Regions from separate parts of the Homo sapiens genome. Here region 1 is linked to region 2. A link is an interaction called in ENCODE POLR2A ChIA-PET data of the cell type or tissue named here. Cell type or tissue: Caco-2. All regions are shown on one strand. Each heading gives the region's core, and the rest is flanking DNA. Links, peaks and the distances in the headings are about the cores only. Region 1 overlaps HM13 (histocompatibility minor 13). Region 2 overlaps BCL2L1 (BCL2 like 1).

Region 1 (8,325 bases), core at 193-8,192, 100 kb before region 2:
CAGGGTGTGCGTATAGCACAGGGACAGGACTGGTTGGCTGTGTTTTGGGGTTGCTTAGGCTTCCGGGATGTCTCTTTCTTTTTCTTTTTTCTTTTTTAGCAGAACCATTGCTTACAATTGGCTTGGTTTTCAAGTTTCAGAGTGCAGTGGGTGGACCGAGGTAACCCTCTCCTGTGCTCCTGTGGAGCCTTCAAATAGCCCACTGCTTGCCCCTCCTCCTCCCCCCTCCAGCCACGCACTGCCACAGGGGCCTTTTTCAAAATGTGTTTAGGTTGTTCTGCTCAGAACTCCTCCAGTGCGTCTCTTCACTCAGGATAAAGACCCAACTCCTCCCCATGGTCCTCGGGGCCCTGCAGGGCTGGTCTATCTCCTCATCTCCTGCCAGTAGGCAAGCTGCCTTAGTGACCCCTCAGTCCCTGCCACATCTCCTGAGCACTCTTTCTCCAGGACCTTTGCACATGCTGTTCTCTCCTCCTGGCGTGTGGCATTTCCAAGAAGCCTTCCTTCTTTCCCCTCCTTCACCCCTGCCCAGCCTAGGTCTCATCCTGTTACACCTTCTTACAACATGGGAAGCACAATTCTCCTGCCTCAGCCTCCCAATAGCTAGAATTGCAGGCGTGCACTGCCATGCCCAGCTCATTTTGGGGTTTTTTGTATTTTGAGACAGAGTCTCACTCTGTCGTCCAGGCTGGAGTGCAGTGGCGTGATCTCGGCTCACTGCAACCTCTGCCTCCTGGGTTCAAGCGATTCTCCTGCCTCAGCCTCCCGAGTAGCTGGGACTACAGGTGCCTGCCACCACGTCTGGCTAATTTTTGCTTTTGTTTTTTGTTGTTGTTTTGTTTTGTTTTGTTTTTTTGAGACAGAGTCTCGCTGTGTCACCAGGCTGGAATGCAGTGGCGCGATCTTGGCTCACTGCAACCTCCACTTCCTGGGTTCAAGTGATTCTTGTGCCTCAGCCTCCCGAGTAGCTGGGACTACGGGCACATGCCACTATGTCTGGCTAATTTTTGTATTTTTAGTGAGACGAGGTTTCGCCATGTTGGCCAGGATGGTCTGGAACTCCTGACCTCGTGATCCACCCACCTCTGCCTTCCAAAGTGGAAGCACTCTTTAACAGTCACAATCTCACAATGATTTCCGTGACTATTTGAGGTATGTCATAGTGTGGCTACCCTGTCCCCCTGGCTGAGCTCTGTGGGAGCAGCGATTTTGCCTACTCCTACATTTCCCATAGTGCCTGGTACATAGGCACTTGATAAGCATTTGGGCAGACACGGTGTGACATAGTATGATGCGGTGAGGTGCTGGGTCATTGTAGTCCCAGGCCAAAGCAAAATCCTGGGCCCCTCTCATTGTTCTAGGTAGAGAAATGGGACTTTCTGCTGTCACTTGAGAGTATTGGCCACACCCTTGGTCTCCAATGATTGCTCCAAGATGGAACACCAGGTTGGGGACCAGGACCCAGTCTCCTGTTAGTTCACTGCCCTGCTGCTTCCCTGCCACTCTCTAACCCCAGCTTTCTCCCACAGGGATCTTCATTGCCTTGCTGCTGCGCTTTGACATCAGGTGAGTGAGTGAGGGCCTGCCCCAGCATGGGCTTCTCCAGGGATTCTCCAGTGGCCTTCAGGAGCCCAGAGAAGGTACCTCAGGAGACCAGACCCTCCACCCCCACAGCAGCCAGAGCAATTCTGATTTTATCTGCATTTTGCATCTTGAAGTTCTAAGTATTTGAAGAGCCTGTGGTCAAAAAATTGTTTTAAGAATCATAGGCCAAGAGATTTAAACCCACAAGGGCCTGGTGGTACTCACAGTGCTTTCTCACTGTGTGACCTTGACAAGTGGCCTGACCTTCCTGAGCCTCTGGTTTCTCATCTTGAGTTAATAACAAGAGTTCCTACCATGAAAATCTGGAGAGAGTGCTGAGCACACACTGACCTCAGTCGCTCTTGGTTGAATCCTGGTTGCAGTCATCATCATCATCTTTTATCAGCCTAGCGTCAGGTCACCATGTCTCAGCTGCTCTAGCTGTTCCCTGCCCTCTCTTTACTCAGACATTTTTCAGTCTGTTGTAGACAGTGAGCACGAGGGGGAGAAGGTGGGCAACTTAGGTCAGCGTTTAAAACACAAGAAAGGTCTTATCCAAGTTAATGCACCTATGCAATGGGACTTGCCGTCAGCAGGGGGCGCCAGCAACAGCTCCATCATTTTATGCCCCGTCATCCCTGTGAGGGCTGGCAATGTTGCACTTAACTTTGAGGTGGTTTGTGAACTTCTCTTGATTTCCTCATGCCTGATAGTTGCAAAAGCAGTAATAACAGTGACAGTGGTAATGAGAAACTTACTACCAGCATCATTGAAATCCAGTTTCCATGTGAAACTTAGGTTTTTCCCACTCACATACACCTGGGTTATTTGTGTAGTGCCACTTCAAACCTTAGGAGCATATGGGCTCACAGTCACCTTTGGAAGAGACCTGGCCAGTCTGTAAGTAGAGGGATGTCTGTGCCAGCCGTCTCTACTCCTGGCTGTTCAGAGGTAATACAAAGTGAAACCCATAAGAAGCCCCCAGGCTATTTGCTGGAGACAGATTCAACTGCCAGCACCCTCAGAGACAGAGTCTCATTTTTTAGCCTGGGCTCACAGCATAAGCAGCTCCTCAGCTGATTTCCAGAATCAGTGCAACATTCCCAAAGGGAGTCACTTGTATCCCAGTTCTCAAGATAGGTGAGTTCTCAAGGTACTTGCAGCCGAAGGCTTAGAAGCACCCAGGACAAGGAGAGAAGGGGGTCAGAAGCACTCATTCATTCCACAAATGTTAATTGAGTCCATAGTACTGGCTGGGCACATCCCAGGTGCTGGGGACATGCAGAGGTTACGGAGCTGGCATTGGAGAGGGAAGTCACGTAATGGCAATGCCGGGCTGTATATGATTCATCTGTTCTGAAGCTGATCTTGGATGAATCACCTCCAGGAAGCCACTGGCATTTATTCATGCAGCCAGCATCTAGTTAGTACCACAAATAGGCTATTGAACTATTACGTCCACTGCACTTAAAAGTAGTAACTTATCTTTGCAGTTTCTGTATCTGTGTTTCTCAAAGCATGATCCAACGGTATGAGATTCACCTCAGATGTTTTTTTCAAAATGCAGATTCCTGGGCCCTGCTCTAGAGCTATTAGATCAGACTCCCTGGGGGTGGGACCTAGAATCCTGCATTTTTTCACAAGCTTTCCAGATGATTTTTATGCTGACTAAAGTCTTACAGCCACTGTTATAAGTTGCAGCATTTGATATTCATAACTACCAAGGAGATGAGCTCATTTTCCCATTTTGCAGATGAGTAAACTGAGGCTAAGAGAAGGAAAGCAACTTGTCCAGAGACACATAGCTGGGGGCAGTATCAGCGTGCACACCCACCTCCAGACTCCCAGCCCAGAGCTCAGTCACCCCCCCACAACCTCTAGGGTCTTCCCCAGCTCCCTCAGAAGGGGTATTACTAGTTCAGTCCCTATATCTAACCCTCCTCCTCTTTCTTCACACCTTCCCTGCAGCTTGAAGAAGAATACCCACACCTACTTCTACACCAGCTTTGCAGCCTACATCTTCGGCCTGGGCCTTACCATCTTCATCATGCACATCTTCAAGCATGCTCAGGTGGGCAGGACGGTATCAGAGTGTCAGGAATGCCTCACTGCAAATAGAGGGACTTACAGAGGGATTTATTTGTAAATGCAAGCAGTCCAGAGATAGGCACTCCCCACTGGTGTTGGAGCAGTCATGTCTGTGATTCTCTTGGCCTTCCATTTGTGGTTGCAAGATGGCTGCCACTGCTCTAGGCAGCATGGGCACGTTAGAGGCAAGAAGGAGGGAAAAGCGTAACAGCCATGCCTGCTGCCTTCATCAGGAAGGCAGGAACTTTCCCAGAACCCTTTCAGCATCTCATGGGCCAGACTGGGGTCCTAAAGCCACCCTGGCTACAGGAGAGTCCAGGAAAGAGGATTTGGCTTCTCAGCCTTGGTAGTGGGAAGCAGGCAGAGAAGAACAGGATTGGAGTGGGTGTTGGGTATTGGGGCGTCCCTCCCCCTACTCCCTAGTAGACCAGGCTCTGCCTCCTTCTCCCACCAAGATGAGGATGGAGTACTGAGCTGCCACAGAATGAAGCAACATAGCACAAAGACTGGGAGCCCTCAGTGTGGCCTGGAGAGGGGAAGATTCAGGGGAAAGTGAGCAGACAGGATTGCCCTACTTTCTACTGGAAATAATAAGAGCTCCTGTTTGTTAAGCACTTCCACATGTCAGGCTCTGCACTCATGAGGATCCTTGTGAACAGGTGGGGAAACTGGAGTTCAGGTGACACACTGCAAGTATGTGGTAAAGCCAGGATTCAAACCTGGGTCAGCATGGAAACCACACCCAGGCTCTCAAGCCCTGGCCATGGGAAACGCAGCATTGAACAGGGGCTAAGGGAGCCCTGTTGTGAATCCCAGCACCACCCAGTAACCATGGAACTCTGGGCTTGCTGCTTCTGTCCCCTTTCCCCTTCCCCAGGGCCCAAATACAGACGAGCCATCTTTGAATTAATCACAAAAGCTGGGGTTTTTTTAATCACTCTGTGCCAGGCACTGTGCTAAACTCTTTTGCTAATAACTCATTTAGTCCTAGTACAGTATTACTTTATAGAAGGTCAAAAGGCCCCTAGCCCATAATTAGAAAAACCAAGAACAACCATTGTGGAACTGCCTCTCACTTCTGCTCAAGGGCTTCAATGGCGTGTAAGGTGAGAGTAACATGCGTATGGCAAGGGTCACAGAGAGTGACTGGACCTGGTTTGGAGGACTAGTTAAGAGACCTTTTGGAGGTCTCTGCAGCTCCCGGCCCCTTATTGGAGTCCAAGCCCAGAGCCAATTCCCCCAGTGGCCATAAGGTGGCAGCCTCACCCTCTGCCTGGCTGGACTGAGAAGAGGCTCCCATTCAGAGCTCTGGCACACAGGAGTCCTCTCCTTTATCGGAAAACTGCAGCGCTGAGAGAACGCGAACACTACATCAGGCTGGGCCCTGGGTGGCGATCTGGACTCCAGACTAATGAACTCCTGAACCCTGCCCCAAGGCCTGTGTTACTCCCCAGCAGCAGCCCAGCCCTTCTCCCCAGTCATCCAAGTGGGTACCTCTCTGAAAATCCTTGGAAAGGGGATCCAGGACATGAGGGGACCCTGTCCCATGGGGTCCCCTGCTCTCCAACACACAGGTAGTCCCAGTGCTAGCATTGGTCTAGGTAAGGGTCACCTCTGCCTTTGTGCAGTGGTGTGATCTCAGCTCATTGGAGCTCCGCCTCCTGGGCTCAAGCAATTCTCCTGCCTCAGCCTCCCAAGTAGCTGGGATTACAGGCGTGCACCACCACACCCAGCTGATTTTTATATTTTTAGTAGAGACAGGGTATCACCATGTTGGCCAGTCTGGTTTCAAACTCCTGACCTCAACTGACCTGCCCACCTCAGCCTCCCAAAGTGCTGGGATTACAAGCGTGAGCCACCACACCCATCCTACTTAGGGATTGTTAGATTCAATAATTTAATATACATAAAGCAGTATTGATCACAGCCCACCTATGACAGATGGCAAGAAATAAGTCTGAATGTTAGGATCAAGGGCATGCGGGAAAGACTTCTTTGTTCTCTGGCCAAGGGCTGGCTTTACGTTAAGAATGAAGTCTCCGGCCAGGCGTGGTGGCTCACACCTGTAATCCCAGCACTTTGGGAGGCCAAGGTGGGTGGATCACCTGAGGTCGGGAGTTTGAGACCAGCCTGACCTACATGGAGAAACCCCATCTCTACTAAAAACACAAAATTAGCCGGGCTTGGTGGAGAATGCCTGTAATCCCAGCTACTTGGGAGGCTGAGGCAGGAGAATCGCTTGAACTGAGAGGCGGAGGTTGCAGTGAGCCGAGATCGCACCACTGCACTCCAGCCTGGGCAACAAGAAGGAAACTCTGTCTCAGAAAAAAAAAAAAAAAGAATGAAGTTTCCTCACCCTCTCCAGGACAATCTCTTCACTTCATGAGCACCCATGAAGACGCACCATGAAGGAGCCATTCACTGAGTATTTACCAGGCCCTCTTCAGTATGCAGGGCACACTACGGTGAGCAAGACAGCTGTGGGCCCGCCCTCACTGAACTCACCACCTATGGGGATGTTCCATTACAAATTGCTGGGGAGGCCAGGCACGATGGCTCACACCCATAATCCCAGCACGTTGGGAGGCAAAAGCAGGTGGATCACTTGAGCTCAGGAGTTCAAGACCAGCCTGGGGAAAATGGTGACAACCAGTCTCTACAAAAAATACAAAAATTAGCCAGGCATGGAGGCGCACACCTGTAGGCCCAGCAACTTGTAGGACTGAGGCGAGAGGATCACTTGAGCCCAGGAGGTCAAGGCTACAGTGAGCCATGTTCATATCACTGCACTTCCGTCTGGGAGACAAAGTGAGACCCTGTCTCAAAAAAAAAAAAATTGCTGAGGAATGCTGTGAGGGAAATTAGAGGGACTTACAGAGCACGTAGCAAGGGACCTGACTCCATGTGAAAGAACTCAAGTGCACCAGCCTGGCCAACATGGTGAAACCGCATCTCTACTGAAAAATACAAATATTAGCCGGGCATGGTGGCGCATGCCTGTAATCCCAGTTACTCAGGAGGCGGAGGTTGCAATGAGCCAAGATCGCACCATTGCACTCCAGTCTGGGAGACAGAGCAAGACTCTATCTCAAAATCACAAAAAAAAAAAAAAAGAAAAGAAAAGAAACTCGGCCAGGCGCGGTGTCTCACGCTTGTAATCCCAGCACTTTGGGAGGCCAAGGCAGGCAGATCACAAGGTCAAGAGATCGAGACCATCCTGGCCAACACGGTGAAACCCTGTCTCTACTAAAAATACAAAAAAATTAGCCGGGCATGGTGGCAGGCACCTGTAGTCCCAGCTACTCCGGAGGCTAAGGCAGAAGAATGGTGTGAACCTGGGAGGCAGAGCTTGCAGTGAGCCAAGATCACACCACTGCACTCCAGCCTGGGTGACAGAGCCAGACTCCATCTCAAAAAAAAAAAAAAAAGAAAGAAACTCTTTGGGCTGGGCGTGGTGCCTCAGGCCTATAATCCCAGCAATTTGGGAGGCCGAGGCAGGTGGATCACCTGAGGTCAGGAGTTCGAGACCACCATGGCGAACGTGGTGAAACCCCATCTCTAGTAAAAATACAAAAATTAGCCAGGCGTGGTGGCAGGCACCTGTAGTCCCAGCTACTCAGGAGGCTGAGGCAGGAGAATCGCTTGAACCCTGGAGGCGGAGGTTGCAGTGAGCCAAGATTGCACCATTGCACTCCAGCCTGGGCAACAAGAGTCAGAGACTCTGTCTCAAAAAAAAAAAAAAAAAAAGATTTGGGTCTCTGAGTCCTGGGCTATTTTCCCTCTCCTTGTGAAGCATTGGTCTTCCTCCTCTGCAAAAGGATAACCATCATGGGATGTGGCAGTGGGCTGACTTCCTGGGAAGGCTAAGCTCAGTGCCTGCACAGTAGATGTTCATGAACAGGGTCTTAGTATAACCGTCCTTTTCTCCAAACCCAGCTTTACCAGGAGTCTCAGCACAGACATGCCAAATTGCTTGGGTGTGAATCCTGGGGGAGCCAGTGACCAGCTAGGTCACCTTAATACAGGCTGCAACAAGTAGTTATTACATAGCAGCTGTGGTGTCATCATCACTATAATAGCATCTCCTGGAGCATTTGCTAAAATGCAGGTGTGAGCCCCAGACCTCAGGAAGCAGAGTCTCTGGGAGTAGGACCAAACCAGGAAGTTGCTTTTTGAACCTGGTGACCTAGGTGATTCAGATGCTGCCAGCCAAACCCCTGGGAACCCTTGAAGCCCTGCCTACTTGAGTTTCTTAGTTTTCTTGCATTCCCTCTCGGGAGGAGCAACCCTTGTCTGGGAGTTAGGAGCCCTGGGTTCAGGCCCAGCCACTGACTTGCTATGGTCCTGGACCAGTCACTGTCCTTCAGTCCAGCCCAGAAGGGGTTTGGGGTGCTGGGCACGGCCCTGAGGCAGTGCCGTGCCCAGCATGGCTTCACCAGCCTGTGTCCTCTCATAGCCTGCCCTCCTATACCTGGTCCCCGCCTGCATCGGTTTTCCTGTCCTGGTGGCGCTGGCCAAGGGAGAAGTGACAGAGATGTTCAGGTAAGGCAGAGTGGGGGGCAGATGTCCTCATGGGCACCAGTGTGCCTGCTGGCAGTCAGTGGAACCTGCTGGGGGTATCTTTACACCTCTCCAGGGGAACATTGTTCCTGC
Region 2 (8,325 bases), core at 283-8,282:
CCAGGCTCTGGTCTCGAACTCCTGACCTCATGATCCGCCAACCTCAGCCTCCCAAAGTGCTGGGATTACAGGCGTGAGCTACCGTGCCCGGCCGAGCCATTTCAATAATAAAACCTCATATAAAAAGTTGCATTTACAGGACCAAAGTCAAGTTTTTAAAGAAAAAATTTTAAAATATTTTATGTATTTAGATGTTTTAATCAAAGATAAAACTTCATATTTTCTCTATGAAATATATTTCATTTCTTTCATCATAAATATGTAATATATGGAAATTGAATGAGTTTTTCACCAAGAACCACATAGAGAGTCCCAAACCCCCTCCAGCTTTCCCTTTGTGCAATTCCAAGCATGTTCCATGGCAATATATAAAGTTGGGAATCACTGAGCGGTCTGGTTAAAAACTTGTGGAATACCACACAGCTAGAAAAAAAGAATAAAGTTGACATCAGTTGGTAATTGTTGAAACTGCCTGGTGAGTACATGGGGATTCATGTGTGAATATGGAAACTTCTACAAGGCTGGGCTAGGTGGCTCAAGCCTGTAATCCCAGCACTTTGGGAGGCCAAGGTGGATGGATCACCTGAGGTCGGGTAAACACAAAAATTAGCTGGGCGTGGTGTTGTGCGCCTGTAGTCACAGCTACTTGGGAGGCTGAGATAGGAGAATTGCTTGTACCCAGAAGGTGGAGATTGCAATTCTCGAACCGGGAAGGTGGAGGTTGCAGTGAGCCGAGATCATGCCACTGCACTTTCGGCTTGGGCGACAGAAGGAGACTCTGTCTCAAAGAAAAAAAAAAACCTCTACAAGATACAGTATGCAGGTGGAAAAAGCAAGGGAAAGTGTGTTTAGTATGTTACTATTTGTGTAAAAAATTAGTGGAGGATCAAAATATATATCTGTGCCAATATGTGAAAAAATGTTTCTGGGCTGGGCACAGTGGCTCACGCCTGTAATCCCAGCACTTTGGGAGGCCGGGGCCAAGTGATGGCTTGAGACCAGGAGTTCGAGACCAGCCTGGGCAACATGGCAAAACCCTGTCTCTGCAAAAATACAAAAAAATTAGCCGGGTATGGTGGCGTGCTCCTGTAGTCACAGTGGGAGGCTGAGGTGGGAGGATCACCTGAGCCCAGGAAGTCGAGGCTGCAGTGAGCTATGATCAGGCCACTGCACTCCAGCCTGGGCAACAGAGTGAGACCCTCTCTCAAAAAATAAAAAATAAATAAATAAATAAATAAAAGAGCGAGTGAAGACATTTCTGGAAGCACATGGAGAATGTGAGGAAGGGACTTGAACGGCTATGGCTAGGGGCAGGAGCTGAGGACACATCGTGGGGGAAGGCGTGAGTGGGAGGCTGGAGGCTTTGGTCTTGAACCAAACAAGATGGCGATTCTAAGCTCCAGAGAGCCCATACAAGCTCTGAATCCAGTACCTAAGGGTTGGAAGTGTAGCTGTTTTTCTGGTGAGTAGGGTAGAGGATGGAGGACATTGGGGAAAGTGGCCCCCCGGCGAGAGAGGTCGTGTGCACTGAGCGGGAGCAGCTTGAGCTGGGGCTGGCTCTCAGGTCGCATCCTGTGGCCACCAGGGGGCAGTGAAGCCCACTCCGAAAAGCGGGCGGGGCGGGGCGGGGCGGGGCGCCTGGGGCATGTCCCACCTCCAGGCCTGCCCTCCAGCTGGAGCTCCTGACCGCTTTTCCCAGACCCCTCCTGGACCGCTGGACGCGGCCACGCGGGACTCCGAGAGTGCAGCACCTCCTCTCTTCTCCTGGAGAGCCCGGGGGAATGCCGAGTCCATCCCCGCGGTCACCCTCAACATCCAGTCCTCCTCCACTGCTTCTAGGTTATCTCATTCAATTGCCCATCACACCCATTTTGTAGAGGGGAAAGCTGGGGCACAGAGAGAGTAGGTAACTCACTCACTGGAAGCCACGGCTCGAGAAATGACGACCCGGGACACAAATCTGGCTGTCCATCCTCAAAACCGGAGCATTCATGAAACCATGGCTTCCTCACTGATCTCCTTGTTTCCACTCTGCTTCCCCTCCGGAACCTTCTCCACCCATCAGCCAGAGTTTTGGGGGCTCTCGGGCTGTATCACTCCCTAACTTACCACCTTTCTCTGGCTGTCACTGCCCTCAGGATCAAGTTCAGTCCTCTCACCCCACCCTCTGTCATCATCTTAAACCCAGCAGCGCCCTCTCTCTTAGCTCTGGACACACCAGCTTTTCAGCCTGAAGACAATGCCTGCTCATCTGGTGCATTTACTGCTTCTTCCCCAGGCCCACTCTCCTGCCTCCCCACTTAATTTTAAGTTAACCGTGATGCACTCTTCAGGCCCTGGCTCTCATGTCAATTCCTCCAGGGAGCCCTCCCTGACTCCTGATTCCCAGACGAGCTCAGATCGCACTTACTATGAGTCTCTTGGGTTGCACTGGCTTCAAACATGCACTTCATTTTTGTATCTATAATGGCATCACTATTCTAAAAATCTGTCATCCTTGAGTCTCTCTGAAGCTATCTCTACTCCATCTGAAATCCTGTGGGATGTGCCTTAAAAATCTGAAGTCTGACCCCTTCTTACCTCCTTCTCTACTAAGTCCTTCATGTCTTGGTAGAAGACCAAACCGCTTCCTCATGGTCGTTGCTTTTTCCTCCTTTGCCCTTACTGGGGCTTAGAAAACAATACCCCAAAGTATGGCACTTTGGCATACCGAATACTTTGAACTAAAGGAGGCTGAAAGGCCTCAGAAACAAGATCTCTGACTTTCTCCTGCCTTGCTGTCTCCCATTTCTCTTTCTCCCCTGAAGCAAGTAACAGAAACTAGCATTCATTCCTCTTCCCCAAGGTGGGTCATAGAAACTAGAACTCCTCTCCCCAAAGCAACTCATAAAACACAGAAATATATATATATATATACACACACACATATATATACATATATATACACATATATACATATATATACACATATATATACACATATATATACACACACATACACACACACACACACACACACACATATATATATATATACACACACACACATATATATATATATATTTTTTTTTTTTGAGACGGAGTCTTGCTCTGTCGCCCAGGCTGGAGTGCAGTGGCGCGATTTCGGCTCACTGCAAGCTCCGCCTCCCGGGTTCACGCCATTCTCCTGCCTCAGCCTCCCGAGTAGCTGGGACTACAGGCGCCCACCACCACGCCCGGCTAATTTTTTTTTGTATTTTTAGTAGAGACGGGGTTTCACTGTGTTTGCCAGGATGGTCTTGATCTCCTGACCTCGTGATCCGCTAAAACACAGAAATATTACTGTAACCTTCCTCTGCTCTACTGTGTAGAAGCTGGCCACAAATTCTCGGCTGGGCATGGGGATCACTGGAGGCTAGGTGTTCGAGACCAGCCTGGGCAACATAACAAGATCCCCATCTCTACAAAAAAAAATTTGAAAATTAGCCAGGCTTGGTGGCACTCACATGTAATTTCAGCTGCTCAAGAGACTGAGGCAGGAGGATCACTTGAGCCCAGGAATTTGAAGCTGCAGTTATCTATCACACTACTGCATTCCAGCCTGGGTGACGGGGCAAGACCCTCTTAAAAAACAAATAAATACTCTGACCTATGTCTTGTCTCCTGTACAGGAGAGGAAGGAATGCTACACAGAGGCCAAGAAGAATCTGGACTGGCCTTGCTGGGTTGGCTAATTTAAAAATTTTTTTGTAGAGACAGGGTCTCACTTTGTTGCCCAGGCTGATCTTGAACTCCTGACCTTAAGCAACCCATCCCCCACCCGCAAAGTATTGAGATTACAGGGTGTGAACTGCCACTTTGTTTTTCTTTTGTTATAGGAATGTCAGTCACAGAACCTTCTGATGGGTGAGGAAAGGCATCACACCTTTCCCCCACACCCTACAGCAGCTAGAGCCGTGCTTATGTCTGTCTCTTCCACTAGAATGAATGCTTGTAAAGGCAAAGGTTTTGTTTGAAGAAGTCCCCAGTGCCCAGGACTATGTCTGTGTAGAGCAGAGCTCAGTAAACACTTGCCAAGTGGCTGTGTCTCCCACTAGAATGTCAGCTCCTGAGGGCAGAGACTGTGTCTGTCCTGTTCACATGCAGCCCCAGTGCCCAGCACACAGCATGTACCCAGTAAAACCCTGTCACCGTACAGGTGGATAAATTCAGGCCCAGAAGGAAGGAAGGACTTGTCCAAGGCCCTCCCCTGAGGGCAGCAGAGCCAGGACCAGTACCCAGCTCTCCAGCGGCCCCTCCTTTCCCCATCCCGGAGCACACAAGAGCCCAGGCTCTTTGTTCACTGAGTAAACACAGTTTATTACTGAACTGCACTTTCACCTTCACACAGACTATTTCAAAGAGCTGGAACAAGTGTGGGGTGGGGGTTGGGGGAGGGGCAGATGCCCCTCAGGAGCCAGGACCCTCGGCCAGCTTCCCTGGACCAGGGCAGGGGAGGGAGCATCAGGCCGTCCAATCTCCGGGCACCAGCTCTCCACGTGCACGCGCACTGCAAGCCAGCAGCTCCTCACACATAAATACAGACACGCTTAACAAAAATAGTATATCATCTTCACAAGGAATAAAAACTAGTCTCAAATATGTACAGCAGAGAGCCCGGGGTGGCTGGGACCCCTGGGGATGAGACAGGCCAAGGGTGGAGCAGAAGAGAGAGGGAGGCCTGAAGAGCTCCTGGCCAGGCCACTCTGGCCTTGGCAGCCTGGCTGCCCAGGCTGGACAGGCATGGGGCACAGATCTGCCTGGCCAGGCAGGACTGGCCCTTCTAGTCAGCCCTACCCCACCCCATGCAGCAGGCTCTCCTTCCTGCCCTTCCTGCCTGAGGTAGGGAAGACCCTGGGGCTCCCATAGCTGTTCCTGATAGCTCCCTTTCACCTCAGGGCTGAGTCCCCTGAACCCACCATGAGGAGCAGCCCAAGGCAAAGATGCCACAGGCTGCTCTTGTAGGAAGTGAGGCAGCTGAGGCCATAAACAGCTCTGGGGCATCTGTCTTGGGCCCAGTTGGTCCCTCAGTATGGTCATGGGAGCCAGGGAGGGGAAGGGACTAGGGTGGTGCTGAACTGCAAGGGCCACCCTAGCTTTGGCATGGGGTGCTTCCTGTAGCTATAGCCCCCTCCCTCCTGGGTGGGGCTGGCCTCTAGCCAGAGGCTTCTGGAGGACATTTGGACTGGGAGTGAGGACTCTAGCCAGTCCAGAGGTGAGGAGGGAGTCCTGGTCCTTGCATCTTTATCCCAAGCAGCCTGAATCCCTAGTCAAAAGTGGCCCCTAAATGGCTCTTAGGGGGTAGGGATGGAAGGAAAGGGAACCCAGGTTAGTGTGGGGAGAGTGGGGGGAAAATGATCAATTCTGAGGCCACAAACATCAAAACAAAGGCAATCTAGTCTCCTTTCTGGGGAAGAGGTTCTGAAAACTTTCAAGCTCCCTGGCAGAAAAACATTTTCAGGGAGGCTAAGGGGTAAGGGTTGCACCAATCAGGTAGGGCCCTCCTGCCCCCAGCCACAAACCCTTCCATACCTGCCAGCCTCCTTTGGACAGATTTTGTGGAAATTTTGTGAATTCTGAGGCCAAGGGAACTGAGGTGTGGGGGTCTCACAGAAGTGTGATAAATTCTAGAAAACTAGCTGCAAGGGACCAGATCTGGGCCCAACCCTGTGATGGGCAGGTGGGCATGGGCTGCATGTAGTGGTTCTCCTGGTGGCAATGGCGGCTGGACGGAGGATGTGGTGGAGCAGAGAAGGGGGTGGGAGGGTAGAGTGGATGGTCAGTGTCTGGTCATTTCCGACTGAAGAGTGAGCCCAGCAGAACCACGCCGGCCACAGTCATGCCCGTCAGGAACCAGCGGTTGAAGCGTTCCTGGCCCTTTCGGCTCTCGGCTGCTGCATTGTTCCCATAGAGTTCCACAAAAGTATCCTGCAGGGAGAGAGAAGGAAGGTGCAGTTTTAGTCCTCAGAGAGTGATGTAGGTGGGTGGGGAAAGGGGCCATCTGCATGCTATGGCCTTGGTGATGTGAAAAACTGTAGCCATCTGTGCCCACTCTGGGCCAGGTAAAGGGCTAAGGGTGGTCCTCTTTCTTGACCCTCCATTGGTGATAATCAAACCATGTTACTGCTGAGAAACAGGTAGAGAGGAGGAAAGTGCCCTGTCTGAGGTAAGTCAAGAAGTAGCACTTACTCCAGAATCCAAGGTGGGAACGAGATGGGCAGGGTCAGGGAACTGATGGAAGCCAGGTGGCTGGAGCAGAGTGCAGGAGAGGAGGGCATGGGGGAGATGATGGTGCAGGGGTGAGCAAGAGCCAGACCATACGTGGCCTGGAAGCCGCAAGGAGCCTAGAGTTGAGTCTGAGGGTAGTGTGGAGTGTGGAGCCACTAGGCCTCAGATTTTCTACTGCTGCACCAGAGGGAGGGATAAGGAAGCCCAGGGCTAAATCCCCAGGGTCATTTGAGGCCAATTCAGGGGTAGAATGGGTCCTGGGACTTCAGCCAGAGGCTCCTCCCTCTGGAGGGAGCCTCTGGTGGGCAGGTTGGTGACAAGAAGAGCAGGGCAGAGGAGAGAGGGTAACAATGATGCAGGACTGACAGGCCTCCATCACGGGGTCTGTGAGGCCTTGTCCCGGACATCCTCCACTGCAGGGGGTGTGACTCTGGGCCCAGGAGGTTGTGATCAACAGCCCTCTGCCCTGAATCTAAGTCAGAAGGGAAGCACATGACAGGGGGAAGGAGGAGCTGTGGGCTAAATTACCCAGCCCAGGGTGCAGCAGCCTGTGGGGCAGGGAGAAGGACGCTTAGAACATAACTTTTATGAGTAAGCGTAGTACCCAATTTGTCCTTTAATCCTCCCAACAATTCTGCAATGCAGGCTGTCTCTCCCCATTTACAGGCCAAGAAGCTGTGCCTCTGAGGGTCCAGGGACTGGATCAAGGTCACCCAGCTGTGTCAGTGGTGGAGCCAGAATCTAAAACTGGCATCTGGCACCTAGAAATATGTAAGAAAGAAGTAAGTTCCAGGCTGGGTGCGGTGGCTCATGCCTATAATCCCAGCACTTTGGGAGGCTGAGGTGGGTGGATTGCCTGAGGTCAGGAGTTCGAGACCAGCCTGGCCAACATGGTGAAACCCTGTCTCTACTAAAAATACAAAAATTAGCCGGGTGTGGTGGCACGCACCTGTAATCCCAGTTACTCAGGAGGCTGAGGCACGAGAATTGTTTGAACCCGGGAGACGGAGGTTGCAGTGAGCAGAAATCGCACCACAGCACTCCAGTCTGGGTGACAGAGACTCCGTTCAAAAAAAAAAAAGGAAGTACCATAGTACCGTGTGTGTGTGTGTGTGTGTGTGTGTGTGTAAAATGAATGAGTTACTGGCTGGTTCTTGCCTCTCTACCAAGACCTCTGCCACACTGGGCCTACATTTCCAACCAGTCCCAAATGGCCGAGTGGCTGCTCCCTCAAGACAGGCATGCCATCTCCAGTTGGCCTCAGGTCTCACCTATCAATTTGCTCACTTGTGACCCCTGCCGTGGCCCACTTCCAGTCTTGACAACCCCCTCAGTCCATGCTCCACACAGAGCTTTCTAAGAACACTGGAAGCCCTCCAGCAGCATTCTCCTGCACTTAGAAGGGCAGCATCATTTATTTTTGTATCCCTGGTACCTAGCAAAATGCCATGTGCACTGAGCTGCTAATTTGACTGAAGGAATCCTCAACATTAAGGCAGTAGAGAGCAGTGACCCATGAATCTCAGCCCTTGCAGAAGCACACTCCATTCAGTCACTCCAAGTTCTCAACCTTCCCAGGGCTTCCATCACACCTGAAATAAAGTCCCCACTCCTTACTCTGGCCAGCAAGGTCTAGTGGGATCTGGCTCCAACACTTTCTGGCCTCCTCCCCACCCCTGTCCCCTGAACTTCACTCCAGTCCCACTGGCCTCCTTGCTGTTCCTCCAACGTCTCCTGCCGCAGGAGTCTGCTGTTCCTGCTTGCCTGGAGCACCTGACCCCAGGTCGTCGCCTGCCTCACTCCCTCATTTCACAACCATGACTCCCCTCAAATGTCACCTCCTAGGGGAGGCCTTCCCTGACTGCCTTGTCTAAAACAGTACACCACCCCCGTCTCTCTCTGCCTGTCCCCTTACCTTCCTTGATTTTTCTTCTCAGTTTTTTTTTTTTTTGAGACACAGTTTTATTCTGTCCCCCAGGCTGGAGTGCAGTGGCACAAACTGGGCTCACAGCAACCTTTGCTTCCTGGGTACAAGCGATTCTCCTGAGTAGCTGGGATTACAGACATGTGCCACCATGC

The links. ChIA-PET counts read pairs that join two places held together with the same protein. Peaks named below come from ENCODE experiments on the same cell type or tissue, not always from the same donor. Only the 100,000 strongest peaks of a DNase experiment are listed, where the experiment ranks them.
Region 1: POLR2A ChIA-PET joins it to region 2 with 10 read pairs; 15 of 35 experiments call an interaction of 5 or more read pairs at or near these places.

What each region holds. Positions count from the first base shown.
Region 1 is chr20:31,558,082-31,566,406 of GRCh38, forward strand. It overlaps HM13 (histocompatibility minor 13), which reads left to right. Exons shown (of 13, transcript NM_178581.3): 9 at 1,530-1,566; 10 at 3,553-3,655; 11 at 8,129-8,214. Among named protein-coding and RNA genes, the nearest start is that of HM13-AS1, 11 kb to the right of the region's middle. RefSeq lists enhancers at 2,504-3,703, 7,707-8,325. In Caco-2, for the core only: CTCF peaks have their summits at 2,174 (motif pointing right), 2,373 and 4,914 (motif pointing right); DNase peaks (open chromatin) are centred at 2,190 and 4,970.
Region 2 is chr20:31,660,141-31,668,465 of GRCh38, forward strand. BCL2L1 (BCL2 like 1) reads right to left here. Exons shown (of 3, transcript NM_138578.3): 3 at 4,318-5,946. The coding sequence ends at 5,809. Among named protein-coding and RNA genes, the nearest start is that of BCL2L1-AS1, 11 kb to the right of the region's middle. RefSeq lists enhancers at 1,208-1,935, 3,611-4,441, 3,686-3,980 and a silencer at 1,513-1,702. In Caco-2, for the core only: CTCF peaks have their summits at 1,569 (motif pointing right) and 1,770; DNase peaks (open chromatin) are centred at 1,671, 3,711, 4,261, 4,880 and 5 weaker places.